Linked DNA regions of Homo sapiens: region 1 is linked to region 2. Evidence: chromatin loops called from intact Hi-C (ENCODE). Cell type or tissue: mammary epithelial cell. All regions are shown on one strand.

What was found. A loop is a pair of places that touch in the nucleus more often than their neighbours do. Peaks named below come from ENCODE experiments on the same cell type or tissue, not always from the same donor. Only the 100,000 strongest peaks of a DNase experiment are listed, where the experiment ranks them.
Region 1: it touches region 2 in a loop (11-fold over the local background); 1 of 110 quality-filtered maps calls a loop at or near these places.

Annotation. Positions count from the first base shown.
Region 1 is chr3:102,191,389-102,199,388 of GRCh38, forward strand. No RefSeq gene overlaps it. Among named protein-coding and RNA genes, the nearest start is that of ZPLD1, 240 kb to the right of the region's middle. RefSeq lists an enhancer at 3,317-4,516. In mammary epithelial cell, no CTCF peak of the experiment used is centred here; DNase peaks (open chromatin) are centred at 1,343 and 4,143; H3K27ac peaks cover 5,348 bases.
Region 2 is chr3:101,899,218-101,907,217 of GRCh38, forward strand. No RefSeq gene overlaps it. Among named protein-coding and RNA genes, the nearest start is that of RDUR, 38 kb to the right of the region's middle. In mammary epithelial cell, no CTCF peak of the experiment used is centred here; DNase peaks (open chromatin) are centred at 3,044 and 4,414; H3K27ac peaks cover 1,461 bases.

The DNA.
Region 1 (8,000 bases), 290 kb after region 2:
TGAAAACCAAGGAAATGCAACAGATTGTTGATGCCAGGTTCTCAGTGGGCATTCCTGTAGACAACTGAGAAGTGTAACTGGTCAGGAGAGCATATCCAGAGTGTTTTTGTCAACTTGGAGAGAGAGATCAGGTTAATTCTTATTAAATATCTAACATATAGAAGGCATGCTCATCTCATGAGGGCATTCCTCACCTCACAATGCCCCCTTTCCCAGCCCTTCTCTTACCTGTACCCTAACACTTGTGATTTCCACATAAACAGGCGCTTTGTCTGTCTTGTTCACTGTTGAATCCCCAGTGCTTAGAACAATGTCCAGCCCCCAGGAAGTACTCAATAAATTACCCATTTTAAATTAATAAATGAATTAGCTTAAACTGGGAAAAATATTGAAGTTGTTGAATGACAGACTTAGGACCTTAAAGAGATCTACTAGAATTATAAGTTGAATCTACCATGATAAAATGTAATGGGGAAAAAATGAAAAACCCCACCCTTAGGTCAAAAATCAACTATACAATGTCCCAGATGAAGAGAAACAACTTGGCAATATCTTACGTGAAAATTTGTTCGACAGTAAACACAACATAAATCAGCAATGTGCTATGATTGGGATAAAAATTTAATATGATTGTAGGCCATGTTAATTTAGATATAATATCTAGAATAGAGAAGGTAATAGCACTTGTTTATGTTGATATCAGGTGGTACTTGGAGTAGTATATTCTATTCTTCTATAGTGGTTACTAAACTCAAAAAAAGATATAAGAAATTAAGAGTGTGTTTAATGGAGACTAGTCAAGGCTATGAGGGAACTCAGAAAGTGCAGGATAATTGGTAACATTGAGGACAGTTTTAGGCAGCCCAAGAGAAGGTTCAGTGAGCTTCAACCTCCATGTATCTGAGGAGGAGCTATTCTTTGGAAGAAGTATCATATTTGTTCTTTGTGTTTTCAGGGGCCAAACCTAGGGCAAATGTGTGGAGATTTCAGGAAGACACATGTTATCTCATCAAAAAGAAAGAGTTCTTGGTTGTCTGAGCTGCACTGAGCCTCATGGAGAGTAAGTCTTCTGCTTCTGGAAGTTTTCAAACAGGTTGCAAAAGACTGCAGGCTCAAGTATCCAGCTGAACTTGAGGATGTGTAAGATATATTCAGTAGAGATAAGTTGTGTCGGCAGATGGGGGCTGCTAGGAGAAAGCACATTTTCACTGATTTCAGGGCCAGCCCAACATTAGAATTCTTTCTCATGAACCGCACTGCTGGGATACAATTTAAGAGTATTCTCATTTACCTGGTCTGGCTCTGTGAAACCTGCGTAATGTAACTCAGATCACCTGGAATTTGTAAGGAGGTGCAATTATTCATTTAACAACTATTTATTGAGCACTGGCTCTGTGTACTGAAGTACTTGCTAGAGGTTGAGGTAGAATAATAAACAAGATTCATTTCCTGTCCTTAGGAACCTTAAAGGTATAGTGCCCACAGGACCTCTGCTCTAAAGACTAATATTTCAGCTTGGAGGCTCCATTCTCAGACTTGACTGAGCATTTGGTTCACTGCCTTGTATAATTTGTGTGCTTATTGGTTCTCCACATGGACTAGCATTTCCTTGAATTCAGGGATTATTTCTCATTGTTTAACTTTAGCACAATCTCAAAGCACAGTGGTTGGCATAATAGCTGGTATTCAATAAATGTTTGTATAAACAAAACAAACTATACAGATCACTGCCCTGCAAATGAGTTGAGAACAAGAATATATCCTAGGAAAGTTCGGTGGAGGGACAGTGTCTTAAAAAACTGAAGGAATCATTAAAAAGTCTTCTAGGCCTTGGGGATGGGGGCAAGAATGGGGTGGGGATTGGGTGGGAGTTGACAAATCCAGATTGGCTCCAAGGATGATGAAATCTGGGCCACAGAACCACTAGACAGGCCATGACAACAGCCTGGGTTATGGGAAATGGGTAATGTTGGTCTTTACTAAGGGGTCGCACCAGCCTTGGGAATCACTTAGTGTAACATATCATTCAGTACCAAATCACACATAGAAGAATGTGTTATGGAAATGTCAGAACTTCCAGTTGAGTCATTTAGAGAGAGGAAGAGGAGCAAGTAGTTTCAGAGAGGTCTGAAGCTTGGTTTTAAGTTAGGGAAGTGCTTTTCTTATTGCAGGGAATGTGGCTGGGCTCAGAGGGTCAATTCAGACCAAAAGGGGAGTCTACTAGCTCAAAGATGTGAGGTTAATTCTAATAAGCAGCATTTGGAAGAAGCTGAAGATCCTACAGGATCTGGAAGCCAGGTCTCCCTTGGACAAAGGGTCTGCTCAATGTAGTCTAGCATTCAAAATAGACAAGATTGTGGCAAGAAGAAACCAGAACTGACTGCCAAGCTGAGCCAGCCAGGTTGATCCAGGTGGACACTTACATTTGAATAAACAACATATGTTTTCATCTTAATCAATTTTTACATTTTGAATTTTATTTTATTTTCTCACATTTGTAAACATTCATTTTTCACAATTCCAGACTTAGTGAGTCTTTTTATGAGAGTGTGTGGGGCTAGGAGTGTGATCTCTGGGCTATGGAGACACATTTTTATGTCTGACATTTAGATCTGTCACTTATTTGCTGGGTGTCCCTGAGCAAGTTTCTTCACCTTCCTAAGCTTTAATTTCCTTGTTGTAAAGTAAGGGTGATGATAGTACTTACCTCATAGATTTCTTGAGAAAATTAAAAAATGTCTGTAAAGTCTTAACATAGCATTTGAGTTCCATAAATGTCAACTCTGTGGTTATTGATGTTACTACGGTGAAGAGGCAAGAGGGCACTGTGACGATTGCTGCCTCCAAGCTGAAAGAAAGACGATCCTCATATTTGAGAAGGAAGAAGAGATAAGAAATTCTGCTTTGGGCATGTTGAGTTTAACGAGTCAGTGGGAAATCCAGGTTGCATAAGGGTCCAGAAGTCAGGAACGGATAGGGCTAAATATTTGAATATATGCATCAAAATGCAGAGGTGGTGGGTAAAATAAAATAGAAAGGGAGAGGGGTCTGGCTTCTATATTCAAGGGTTATCAGAAGAGAGTGACTAACGAGGAGATCAGAAGGAACAGCTAGAAATAGATGAAAACCAGGATAAAGGCATGTTGAGAAAGTCAAAGGACGGATGTTTGATTATGGAAGAAGTGGCCAAGGAAGATAAAAGTAAGACAAGACTGGAGGTGGCCTTAGATTTAGCAATGATTGTACCACTTGTTTCTTTTATTAGGGCAGACAAGGGAGCAGTCATAGCAAAAATCAAACTGCTGTAGATTGAAAAATAAAGGAAAGGTAAAATATTCATAATATATGAAGAAAAAAGTCAAATTAAAAATCACATGTCTGGCTGGGTGCAGTGGCCCATGCCTGTAATTCCAGCACTTTGGGAGGTTAAAGTGGGAGGATTGCTTGGGCCCAGGAGTTTGAGACCAGCCTGAGCAACATGGTGAAACTCCACTTCTACAATAAAAATGAAAATGAAAATTAGCCAGATGTGGTGGTTCGCCCCTATAGTCCCACCTACTCTGGAGGCAGATGTGGGAGGATTGCTTGAGCCCCACTGTGATGAGCCATGATAGCAACACTGCCCTCTACCCTGGGCAACAGAGTGAGACCCCATCTCAGAAAAAATCATTTGCCTGTTATAACCCATTGTTATTAAACAATGAAGTTAAAAAAAGAAATATTTACATGGGGGATGGTATTTAAAGCATAATTATTTCTTTTCTAATATCACTTGCTGACTTCTTGTAAAGTCTGGAGGGCTAAGCTTCCCCTAGACTATTATTTTCACTTCTGTGCTGCTTCTACCTGCTTTGGACTTTCAGATCTTGCCTCTGGTGTCCTCTCTGCTCTATACTTGATGGCTGAACTCTGCTTCCGGAGTCTGCTTTTTGGTGCTCTCCAAAGACTGAACAATTACACAGCTCTTGCTCTTCCTGCTTCAGGCTGCTTCAGAAATGTACTCCACCCATCCCACTTGACCCCTGGGACACAGATTCCAGCATAAGAATGTGCCTGTGCCAGCCTGTCCCAGGAGGCAGGTGCACTGCTCTTAGGAGTTATATGATGAAAATATGTATGTTTCTGTGGAAGTATTGCTCATTAGCAAATCAAAGCCCCAGCAAAATTGGTTACTGTAGGAGATAATGTTCCCACAAAATCACTTCCCACTTTTCCATGCTGAGTCACGTCCTGGTTTCATTTTCTCAAGCAGGTAACAACTCCTGTCAATGACACAGAAAATTTTTTTCTTAAATCACTGATTGGAGAGTTTTATACACTTGAAGACAAGTTACGTTTTAAAGCTCAGTCATGGGAGAAGAAGGAAGCCAGGAGTTGATGGGAATAAACGTTTCCACTCACCTCAAACCTTCACAGCACTGCCACTGGTTCATGTGACTTTGGATGAATGCCCAGGCTTTCATTCTGTCATGTGTAAAAGGGAATTGTGATGCCAACCTTACCTGTTGTGAGAAACCCACGTGTTAATGGTTCAAAGGGCTATTAGAGCTGATTGTCCTTAGTAAACCTTCTTCAATTCGACCTCATTTTACTCCCAGAAAGTATCTCACCTTTTTCCTGACAGAGAAGCTCATCCTATGAAAGGGAAATGTTTAAGAAAATATAACCATTTAGTATGAATTGTAATCTCCAACTCAAAATGTTTCTTTACTGTTAGCCTTCCTCTGCTCTTGTGTGATGCTTAGGCCAGCCTGCTGCTACCTTGTCTCGGATTCTGGGAGGTATAATATTTTTGAAAGACTATCCTATGGTTTTTTTTTTTTCCCCATGGCACTTTCTCCTCTTTGTCTCTTACTTGCCTCCATATAAATAACTAGCCCATATGTATTGCCTCAGGAGAGGGAAAAAGCTTTGTTGGGGCTTTTGTTTCTTCATGAGGGCTTAGAACAGGAGTGAGACCAAGACAGAAGCGGCTTGGAAACTAGGGAGGAAAACTTTTCACCCATGGCCTCCCCCACCAGGAAGGATTCCTTGGGCTATCAGAATAAGAAATAAATGAGAAAAGGCAAGGAAGCTTGGGGGGGTTCCTGGAAAAGGTCCTGTGCCAAGCTGGAGGCTTTGACAATAGCTCTAGATAGCTTGGGGGATCTGAGAGGAGAGACAGCCTATACCTCATTTCTCTTCAGAGCAGCTGGTGAGAGAAGGGAAAACAGCTCTGCCATGTGGCTCTAACCAGATGGGATGTTAGACGGCTCCTAGAGTTTCTCACACCGTATTATCATGAGGGAGCAGCAAATGACATCTTTGCAACCAAGAATGGTGGAGAAGGAGTTCCTGAAGGGACCGTGCAGGTGGAAACCAAGGACATTTTTTCAGGTGCCCAGATGGACCAGCCACTGAGGAGGATGTGTGATCTGAGATGGGACAGTAGATGCCAGTGTGAGATGACTCTGAGGTTCAAATGCAAGTGTTCCTTCAATTGCCCACTCCCATCACACACATGTGCACACACACACTAGCCACACACAGGCATGTCAACCACACACACCTTAGTACTAAGTAAGATTGAAGAATTTAGATGAAAATAAAACTTGGAGAGAATTAGGTTACATTTCTACTACCTCAGTGGAATAGGGACTCGAGAAAGAGATTGGTTTCTGAAACAAATAAAGCTGTATTTCTCACATATCAGAATTTGTAGACTAAGATGCTTCCTACACTTGATTAACTGTTTTTTCTTCTTTTAATCTCTTCTCTTCTTTTTTTTTCTGCTGTTATCCATCTCTGTTACTTTCCATAGCCACTTCTTTCTTGACTTACATATGTGCGCAGGCCTTTTCTAACATTAATGCCAAAAAATAGTAAACCACATGTCCCCAGCCCTCCCTGATACCATCTGTTTGCAGCTCACTAGGACCAGCCTCATTATTTTCTTAACTCCTGTTTGTTTCAGTTGCTGTAAGAAGCCCCAGACTTCTTCTGGTCTCCCTTTATCTTCCGCACTTTTCATGTAATTCTGCACATGCTCGATTTTGTACCATGTCCAATCCCTCCCCAGCTCCTGAAATATTTCCATTGGACCCTCAGGAACTCATGGAACATCATAGCCAAACCTTTGTAGCATCAGCTGTTTGGATTCCTGTGCTGATCATTTGCCTGCTTGTTTTCAGGCCTGTTTCCCACTTTTCCTCTCCTCTGCTCTCTATTACAGGTGACAGAGCTTGGCAAAAGCTCTGTTGTCACCTGGCTGCCATCTAGGCTCAGAAAACAGAAAGCACTGGTGGGACATTAACGAGTGGTGGTAAAGGAGAAACAGGGTATTCCTCCCCATCCTCTCCACATCAGCCTCTCGCAGTGTCTTCTCTTTTGTTCTGGTTCCTTCTGGATGAACTTCCTCTTTGGTCCCAGCTTCCACCTGGTTCCAGGTCCTGCCAGGTGGCTGAGCTCCTGGGCATGGAACCATCTCCTCCTTCTCTGGGCTTTCCAGAAAAATCACTGACAGTGGCCTTCTACTCTTGTTAATCTCTGAGTTTCTTTACTGTACCTCATTGGGCTTCTCAGCTCTTCCAGTAACTTTTATTAACATAACCAACTCCTTGAGTAAAATAAACTATCTGATGTGGGTTCTTTTCTCCTGATTGGACCCTGACACAGTTTTGTTCACCTTCCTGCTCTGACCAAAACCAAGATCTTTTTTGAGGATCCTACTTCGCCTGTAGCCCTTTCCTTTGGTGACATTTTTTTTTCCTCTTGAAACTCTACTTCCACTGAGTCTAGATATGGGTTAGGTGTCCCTCCTTGTTTCTTACTACCATTTTCAGACTGTTCTTCTTCCATTCTACCCTAAGCTCTTCGAACTTTGAGTCTCACTTCATCATACTATACCTTCTACTGTCCTTCATCTCTGGTCCTTGGATTATTTGTTTCTGGATGAATTTAGCTACTGGCTCTTTGTTACACTCTTCAGTACTATTCCTGTCTCAATTCTTGGTGATTTCAACAAAAATCACAGCACAAATGATTCCTTCAACACTGCCTTTTCCATTTCTGGAACTCCCCTACAATGATGATATTGCTCTGTATTCTACCTCAACCACTCATTTCCCTGGTAATATCCTAGGCCTTATTATTCCCAATGACTGCAACCCCTTCATAATCTCAATTTTATATATGCTACTCTCTGATCTCTTTGTCTAGTGCCCTGCCCTACATTTCTAGCTCACTCTCTTTAGTACCTGAACTCCATCTATCCCTTAATCCCAGAATGGATTTCAGTGTGTTGGTTCTTCTACTTTTTCACTATTTATTATTCCTTATGTATTTATTTCTTTCTTTATCCAGATTAAATTCCATGTCAATTATTTCTCACTCCCATGCATACAGCCTCAAATACCTCAAGCCCCTCTCTTGCTTTATTATAACTTGACAGAACCTCAATCCTGATTAAAACCCATTTTCCATCTACTCTGCCCCTGAATCTGAGCAATTTCATACACCTGGGCAAAAACACAGCCACTGGGTCAGAAACCTGTCTATCAAGAGGCCGTTAGTGCTGACTGAGAAACAGACTACATTTTCTTAGTCATTCACTCGCCCTCTATTCCAGATGATTATTTTACGCCTTCTCCTCCAACCTCATGACAATCATGGAGGTGTGTCACTCAGATCTCCTGCTGAGAGTATCTGTGGGGCACAGGTGATGGACAGCCTCTAGCTGCTGCACAATCGGGTTCACTGTGGCATTCATAGTAAGACCATTCGTCCCCTGGACTTCTCCCAGCCAGTGACTGGTGGGAGTACTAGAACCAGGCCACTCCTATCAAACATGAGACTGCTTTAATGGGATTCTTTGCTTTGGGACACTTTATTGGCCTGGTGAGACATTCTCAGAATTGTACTTCAGTCTAAGTCTCTTTCTCCTTCCTCTCTTCTTTCAAAGCTGGAAGATTTGGATTGAAGTTTGAAGACTCTTTCCATGTCTCTTGCTTTCTCTCCCGTTA
Region 2 (8,000 bases):
ACCAGAGCTGGAGATCTTCCACATTCAGATCCTACATGTATCTGTGGTGCTGGGCAGAGGTAACCCCAAGTAAGAATAGGTTCAGTTGACTGATACAAGGCAGCAAGACTGGCATCCTTGGGGAAGTCTGTCTCTGGAAAGATATTATCCATCCTGCTATCTTAAGTCATTATAAAGAACAGGATGATTGCATCTTCCTTTATGGATATGTACTGGGTTCCTCTCTTTTATGGTGCTGACCTAGCAGCTATAACTGGGGTATCTTTCTACTCTGGCTTTGACAAATATCCCTCACAATCAGGGCTGTGGCATAATAATGATAAAAATCATAGCTAATATGCATATAGCATATACCTTATTATATACCAGCAACCCTTTTCCTGTCTTACATATATTAACTCATATAACTGTGTCTTGGCTATACGTATTAAAATGAATTATTGAGAGGAGTAGTGATATAGAAGCAATTGACATATTATTTGGACTGTATGGGGAACTCCATCTCCTAAAAGAGCTTTGAGACCAGAAGGAAAGGCCTGAGACAGTACTTGAGGGGTAAAGGTGAACAGAAGGGTTGTTTTTTAGGGTCTCATATTCTTTCATCTCTAGAACTCATTCAAGACAAAAGTTACAGGGAGAAGACACTGATCTTCATTTCCCAGCTTTGGTTAGACATATTCTTTTAGAATCCTTCTTCAAGGGCCTCCAGAATCCCTGTCATCCCTCATTTCCAGGCATTCACCTTAGTGCCTGCTTTCCCTGCTGTGGCATGGGGCCATTCCCCAGCTATCCAGGTTTGTCCTTGGCAGGTTGGGGTCTCCCTCGATGCTTTCCTGTCCTGTCTTTCAATGTGACAACTGTTTGCTAGAAGGGGGCAGTTTCAGCATTAAGGGTGAGGTCCTGTAACATTTTAACTCACTGCTGGCCCAAACAAAAGATTTCACCAAGTTTAAGATTTTAGTAATATACAAACATTTTGGCTTATTTTAGGCTATTAGCCAGTTTGTTCCATTTTAGTATAAGATTCAGAAGCTAGTTTCTGGGAGAAAACGAAAGGAGAGGGGAGAGGCTGAGGGCATACGGTGTCTGAAACAAGAAGAGCTGAAAAGGAAGGAAAGATTGGAAAGCCTTTGTCTACATCAAAATTTTGCTGAGGTCTTTCCCTGACAGAAAGGCTAATAAGAGATGCAGGTAGGTCCTTCATTCCTGCCCCCAGATCACACCAATGTTATTAACTATGGTCTCCTACAAACCGTGCACTCAACTTTGTTGTCTAACACAGGAGAATGACTCAAATGAGGGGAATGTCCAGACCCATGAAAGTCAGGTTATTGCAAATGGAGGTAGGCAACTAGTTTTAGACAGGTGCTTCCAGAGAAGACATGCTTTAGATGGCAATCTCCTCACTGATACATGAAGGCAGACCCTGCCAAGCTGGGTATATGATCAAGATGGTCTTAAAGTTCCCCTCAGCTTGACTAAATTTTAGACAGGCTTCTTCCCGAGTATAGGCCCTTGAGCTCTCTTTTTCTTAGAGCATGTACTTCATTTTTCCTTTCTTTTTTCCCCCCTTTTTCATAGAACTGTAGTTCAGAAGGAAGAATATTTACTGTAGAAAGCTTGTAATTGTAAATTCTTTGGCCCTCTGAGAGGTCAATCTTCTCCCAACCTCTTGCAAGTTTTATAACCCAGGAATGTCTTTCACAAGGACCTGGGAGCCGCCACTTTGCAATGTAATTATCAAGAAAGACAGCTCCCCTATTTCCCAGTCTCTGTGGGACCATAGGAGCCTAGCTTTAATACATGAACAAGCACCAGCTAGCAAACACAGATGGCCTACTCCCACTGGCCAGCGCTAATGTCCTCTAGTACTTTTCTATTTGCTCACTCCAGTGCTTAAAAATTCTCCCTCTTTTTGTTTTCAAGTTTAACCATTCTCCCCTATTGCAATAGACTTGACTCCTATGGCAATAAGTATTGAATACAGTCTTTCTTGCCTGTTTAGCTCTATGCTGTGCAATTTTTCTTTGATATATAGAAACTTGCACAGTATTTTACCTAAACCGACTCCAAATGAGTTTGAAAAGCCATTAACCCAGAACACAGGATAACTTTGTCATGGTACACTGTTATTTGGACTAATTTTTTGGGGGGATTCTGACATATAAAACATTTTGCATAATATCTCCTTTAATAAGTCCAAAACCAAAACCAGAATGCTTCTCATCTTTCTTTGTCATGAGATATACCAGGTATTCAAAAATACACAATTCTATACACAAACACACACACACACACACACACACATACACTTAGTAGCTATTTTTTTTGTAGGCCTACTTTATGCTAGGCACTGTGTACTTTCTATACATAGTACTTTATAAACATTTCTTCATTTAATTCTTATGGCATCTCTATGATTAGGGCTCATTATTTATTTTACAGATGAGGAAGCTGGGGCTCAGAGAGGTTAAGTAATCACCTTAAATCACAGCTGGTACACGTCAGAAGTGTGATATTAATTCAGTCACTGAGTCTATAAATCATAAAATCGTGCTTTTAATGGTTGTTTTCCAAGGATTCACTGGGCTACCTTGTTAGGATTCTGGCCCAGAGAGAAATCTGTATTTCCAAAGGGATTAAGGATGAGCTTCTGTCAAGTTTTGCTTCTGTCTTACCTCCTGGAGGCATTGTACTATTTCCCTGAGTAAAGATTTTACTATTTCTTGGAGGACTTCTTCCCAAAGTATGTCCCCCATACCCCTTCCCGCCCCTGTTTTCTCTGTATCCATGTATCCCACCCTTGTTTTCTCTGTATGCTTTGTGGCCTGGTCCAGTCTCTTGGAGCAGCCATTCTGATCTTGCTTTCAGGGTTGCTCTGACAAGAACAGCTGGGGATCTCCCCTGGTGCTTCCAGCATTCAGTATGTGCTTCCTCAGTAGACCTTGAAGATGGTAGCAATTTCCTCTCTGACTCATGCATAGGAGGAGATTCCAACATTTTCTCTGTCATTCTCTCAATCATCTGTCCTCTCAGCAGCACTTGGGTGATGACTAGGGCTCAAATAATGCACTATGATATCACCAGCTCACAACTGATGACATCACAAGGCACAATAATAACAAAAGCATCAGGAAGCAGGCAGAGCAAGGGTTTCGATGTATTTCAACATATCTGCAATGCCAGAGAAACCAATCCCTGTTTAAAAACCTAAGTCTTTCTAGCTTCCAAGTTTTTTCTCTGAGATGGAAGGAATCTTTCTAGTATTGACTACCTTCATTAAATACTTGTTATTTCTGAGTCTATGCTTAAAAGTATCCTAGACAGAATCTCAGAACCACTTCACTGCCTAGAAAAACCATCTCTGGGACTGTGAATGGCTCTGTGCTCCAGGCAGGTGACAAGTCACATTTCTGCTATAGAGCCCACCTGTCATATAGGGTGCTGTAAGGTTTTATTTTGTGGACCTGTAGAAAGCACTCTGTGGGTTTATGAACCTGGGCCGCTTGAATTCAGGGGAGCAATGATGAGGGCACTAAAATTCTCTGCTTCCAACTTTTCTCCTTTCTTCTGTTGGAGTGGCTCCCTCTCACTAGGCCTCCAGCACATGCAGCCCTTGCCTTGGATGAATCTAAGAATTTTACTTCTATTTATTACTGATACCAGGGTTTAGATTATTTTCAGTGTTAATGAGGCATTTTATGGAAATCAACATATATTGTCATAGACAAGAGAAGTTAAAATTATTTAAAATAATACTTTTCTCTAGCTATAAGAACTTCGTGGAAAATTTGGAAATTGGAAAATACAGAAATAAAAAAGTTATGCACAATCCCATTAACCCAGAAGCATTCATTGCTAACAGTTTTTTTTAATCTTTCAATCTTTTATTCTGAAGCTCTTTTGTTTTCAAACAAAAAGACATGGCCCCTAAGCCCTAAAACTTACAACTTCAAGGGCAACACAAATGAGAAAAATTAAGACAAAATGAGATTGAAAACCCAATAACATATGAAATATTGGTGATAATAGAACTTCAATCCTTCTGTGAGCATATCTACTCAATTTTTATTTTAAAATGAGAAAATTCTAAAAATCCATATACAGTCAATTTGGAAAACAGATGAGTCTGTCAAGCTCTCAGTGGACAAGCTACAGCTAATTAGTGGCTACAAAACAATTAATGGATAAGCATAATGAATAAGTTTGGGGTTGATTCAGAAAAGAAATATGAGGTGACTTAGTAAACACTGCATTTTTGATATGCTCCCTGGCTTGTAAAAATGCCATTGAGACACATATTGCCTGGAATCAGTCACATCCTGTCTTGTTTACCACTTATTAAGTATCCGTAGGCAAGTTACTTAACCTCTCTAATGTTTTCTCGTCTATAAAGTAGGGAAAACAGGTTGTTGTGACTATTAATTGAGATAATTCCTCTAACATGTTTAATGTAGTCCCTGATGTGTGACAAGTGCTCAAGAAATGCTGAGTATGATTAGAGGTAGTGGAAGGTAGCGGGTAGGACAAGCTCTGGTCAGACTGCCTTGCCACTCTTGTGGCATTTTTTCTACTGGGTTGTAAGACTGGATCATCAACAATGATGTGAATTTGAAAATGAACCAGTTTTGTCTTTGAATTGCTTTAAGGTAAATTATTAATCAAAGAAAGCACTCACAAAATGCTTCTGGGAAGTCCAGATTTTTCTTTTCTTTCTTTCTTTTTTCTTTTTTTTTTTTGAGATGGAATCTGTGTTGCTCAGACTGGAGTACAGTGGTGTGATCTCGGCTCACTGCAGCCTCTGCTTCCCGGGTTCAAGTGATTCTCCTGCCTCAGCCTCTGAAGTAGCTGGGATTGCAGGTGTGCGTGCTACCACACCTGTCTAATTTTTGTATTTTTAGTAGAGATGGGGTTTCACTATGTTGGCCAGGCTGGTCTTGAACTACTGACATCTGGTGATCTGCCCACCTCAGCCTCCCGAAGTGCTGGGATTACAAGTGTGAGCCGCTGTGTCTGGCCAGTCAATTTTTTCTAATGAAGACTTTTTTCATCATTATAGACTCTTAGAGAGTAGCAGTTATTTACTTTTAATGAATCCACATACAGTTTCACCATTAAGATGGTAAAACCAAAAGCCAAAAAAGCAGTTCTTTACTTTGGAAAATGTACTGTTGAATACATTTGGAGCCCATTATAACTTGACCTCTTGTAGTGCTCAGAGCTGCCCACTATGAACCAGTTATTGGTGGAAGGATGGACAGAGAGAAAGAGTCAGAGAGAACCTGAATATATGTTACACTGTGATATTTGTGGAGAAACCAAAACCTTTTTTTTTTTTTTTTTTTTAATTATACTTTAAGTTCTGGGATACGTGTACAGGACATGCAGGTTTGTTACATAGGTATACACGTGCCATGGTGGTTTGCTGCACCCATCAACCTGTCATCTACATCAGGTATTTCTCCTAATGCTATACCTCCCCTAACCCCCCCACCCCCAGACAGGCCCCAGTGTATGATGTTCCACTCCCTGTGTCTGTGTGTTCTCATTGTTCAACTTGCACTTAAGAGTGAGAACATGTGGTTTTTGTGTTAGTTTGCTGAGAATGATGGTTTCCAGCTTCATCCATGTCCCTGCAAAGGACATGAACTCATCCTTTTTTATGGCTGCATATTATTCCATGGTGTATATGTACCACGTTTTCTTTATCTAGTCTATGACTGATGAACATTTGGGTTGGTTCCAAGTCTTTGCTATTGTGAACAGTGCTTCAATAAACATACGTGTGCATGTGTCTTTATAGTAGCATTATTTATAATCCTCCAAAGGATTACCCAAGTACATACCCAGTAATGGGATTGCTGGGTTAAATGGTATTTCTGGTTCTAGATCCTTGAAGAATAGCCACACTTTCTTCCAAAAAAAAATTTTTTTTTTTTGAGACAGAGTCTTGCTCTTTCGCCCAGGCTGGAGTGCAGTGGCATGATCTCGGTTCACTACAAGCTCCGCCTCCTGGGTTCTCGCCATTCTCCTGCCTCAGCCTCCCAAGTAGCTGGGACTACAGGCGTCGGCCACCGTGCCCGGCTAATTTTTTGTATTTTTAGTAGAGACGGGGTTTCACCGTGTTAGCCAGGATGGTCTCGATCTCCTGACCTCGTGATCTGCCCGCCTCGGCCTCCCAAAGTGCTGGAATTACAGGCGTGAGCCACCGTGCCCGGCCAACTTTTTTTTTTTTAAATTATACTTTAAGTTCTGGGGCACATGTGCAGAACGTGCAGTTTTGTTACATAGGTATACACATGCCATGGTGGTTTGCTGCACCCATCAACCCATCATCTACATTAGGTATTTCTCCTAATGCTATCCCTCCCCTAACCACCAACCCCCCTGACAGGCCTTAGTGTGTGATGTTCCCCTCTCTGTGTCCATGTGTTCTTGTTGTTCAACTCCCACTTATGAGTGAGAATGTGCAGTGTTTGGTTTTCTGTTCTTGTGGTAGTTTGCTGAGAATAATGGTTTCCAGCTTCATCCATGTCCCTGCAAAGGACACAAACTCATCATTTTTAACGGCTGTATAGTATTCCATAGTGTATATGTGCCACATTTTCTTTATCCAGTCTATCATTGATGGGCATTTGGGTTGGTTTCAAGGCTTTGCTATTGTGAATAGTGCCACATTAAACATGTGTGCATGTGTCTTCATAGTAAAATGATTTATAATCCTTTGGGTATATACCCAGTAATGGGATTGCTGGGTCAAATGGTATTTCTAGTTATCAATCATTGAGAAATCGCCACACTGTCTTCTACAATGGTTGAACTAATTTATACTCCCACCAACAATGTAAAAGCATTCCATTTCTCCATATCATCTCCAGCATCTGTTGTTTCCCGACTTTTTAATGATTGCCATTCTAACTGGCATGGATGGTATCTCATTGTGGTTTTGATTTGCATTTCTCTAATGACCAGTGATGATGAGGTTTTTTTCATATGTTTGTTGGCTGCATAAATGTCTTCTTTTGAGAAGTGTCTGTTCATATCCTTCACACACTTTTTGAGGGGTTTTTCTTTTCTTGTAAATTTGTTTAAGTTCTTTGTAGATTCTGGATATTAACTCTTTGTCAGATGACGGATAGATTGCAAAAATATTTTCCCATTCTGTAGGTTGCCTGTTCACTCTGATGATAGTTTCTTTGGCTGTGCAGAAACTCTTTAGTTTAATTAGATCCCCTTTGTCAATTTTGGTTTGTGCTGCCATTGCTTTTGGTGTTTTAGACATGAAGTCTTTGAATATGCCTATGTCCTGAATAGTATTCCCTAAGTTTTCTTCTAGGGTTTTTATGGTTTTAGGCCTTACTTTCAAGTCTTTAATCCATCTTAAGTTAGTTTTTGTATAAGGTGTAAGGAAGGGGTCCAGTTTCAGTTTTCTGCATATGGTTAACTAGTTTTCCCAACACCATTTATTAAATAGGGAATCCTTTCCCCATTGCTTGTTTTTGTCAGGTTTTTCAAAGATCAGATGGTTGTAAATGTGTGGTATTATTTCTGAGGCTTCTATTCTGTTTTGGTACCAGTACGATGCTGTCTTGGTTACTGTAGCATTGTAGTATAGCTTGAAGTCAGGTAACGTGATGCCTCCAGCTTTGTTCTTTTTGCTTAGGATTGTCTTGGCTATATGCGCTGTTTTTTGGTTCCATATGAACTTTAAAGTAGTTTTTTCCAATTCTGTGAAGAAAGTCAATGGTAGCTTGATGGGGATAGCATTGAATCTATACAATACTTTGGGCAGTATGGCCATTTTCACAATACTGATTCTTTCTATCCATAAGCATGGAATGCTTTTCCATTTATTTGTGTCCTCTCTTATTTCCTTGAGCAGTGGTTTGTAGTTCTCCATGAAGAGGTCCTTTACATCCATTGTAAGTTGTATTCCTAGGTATTTTATTCTCTTTGTACCAATTTTGAATGGGAGTTCACTCATGATTTGGCTCTCTGTT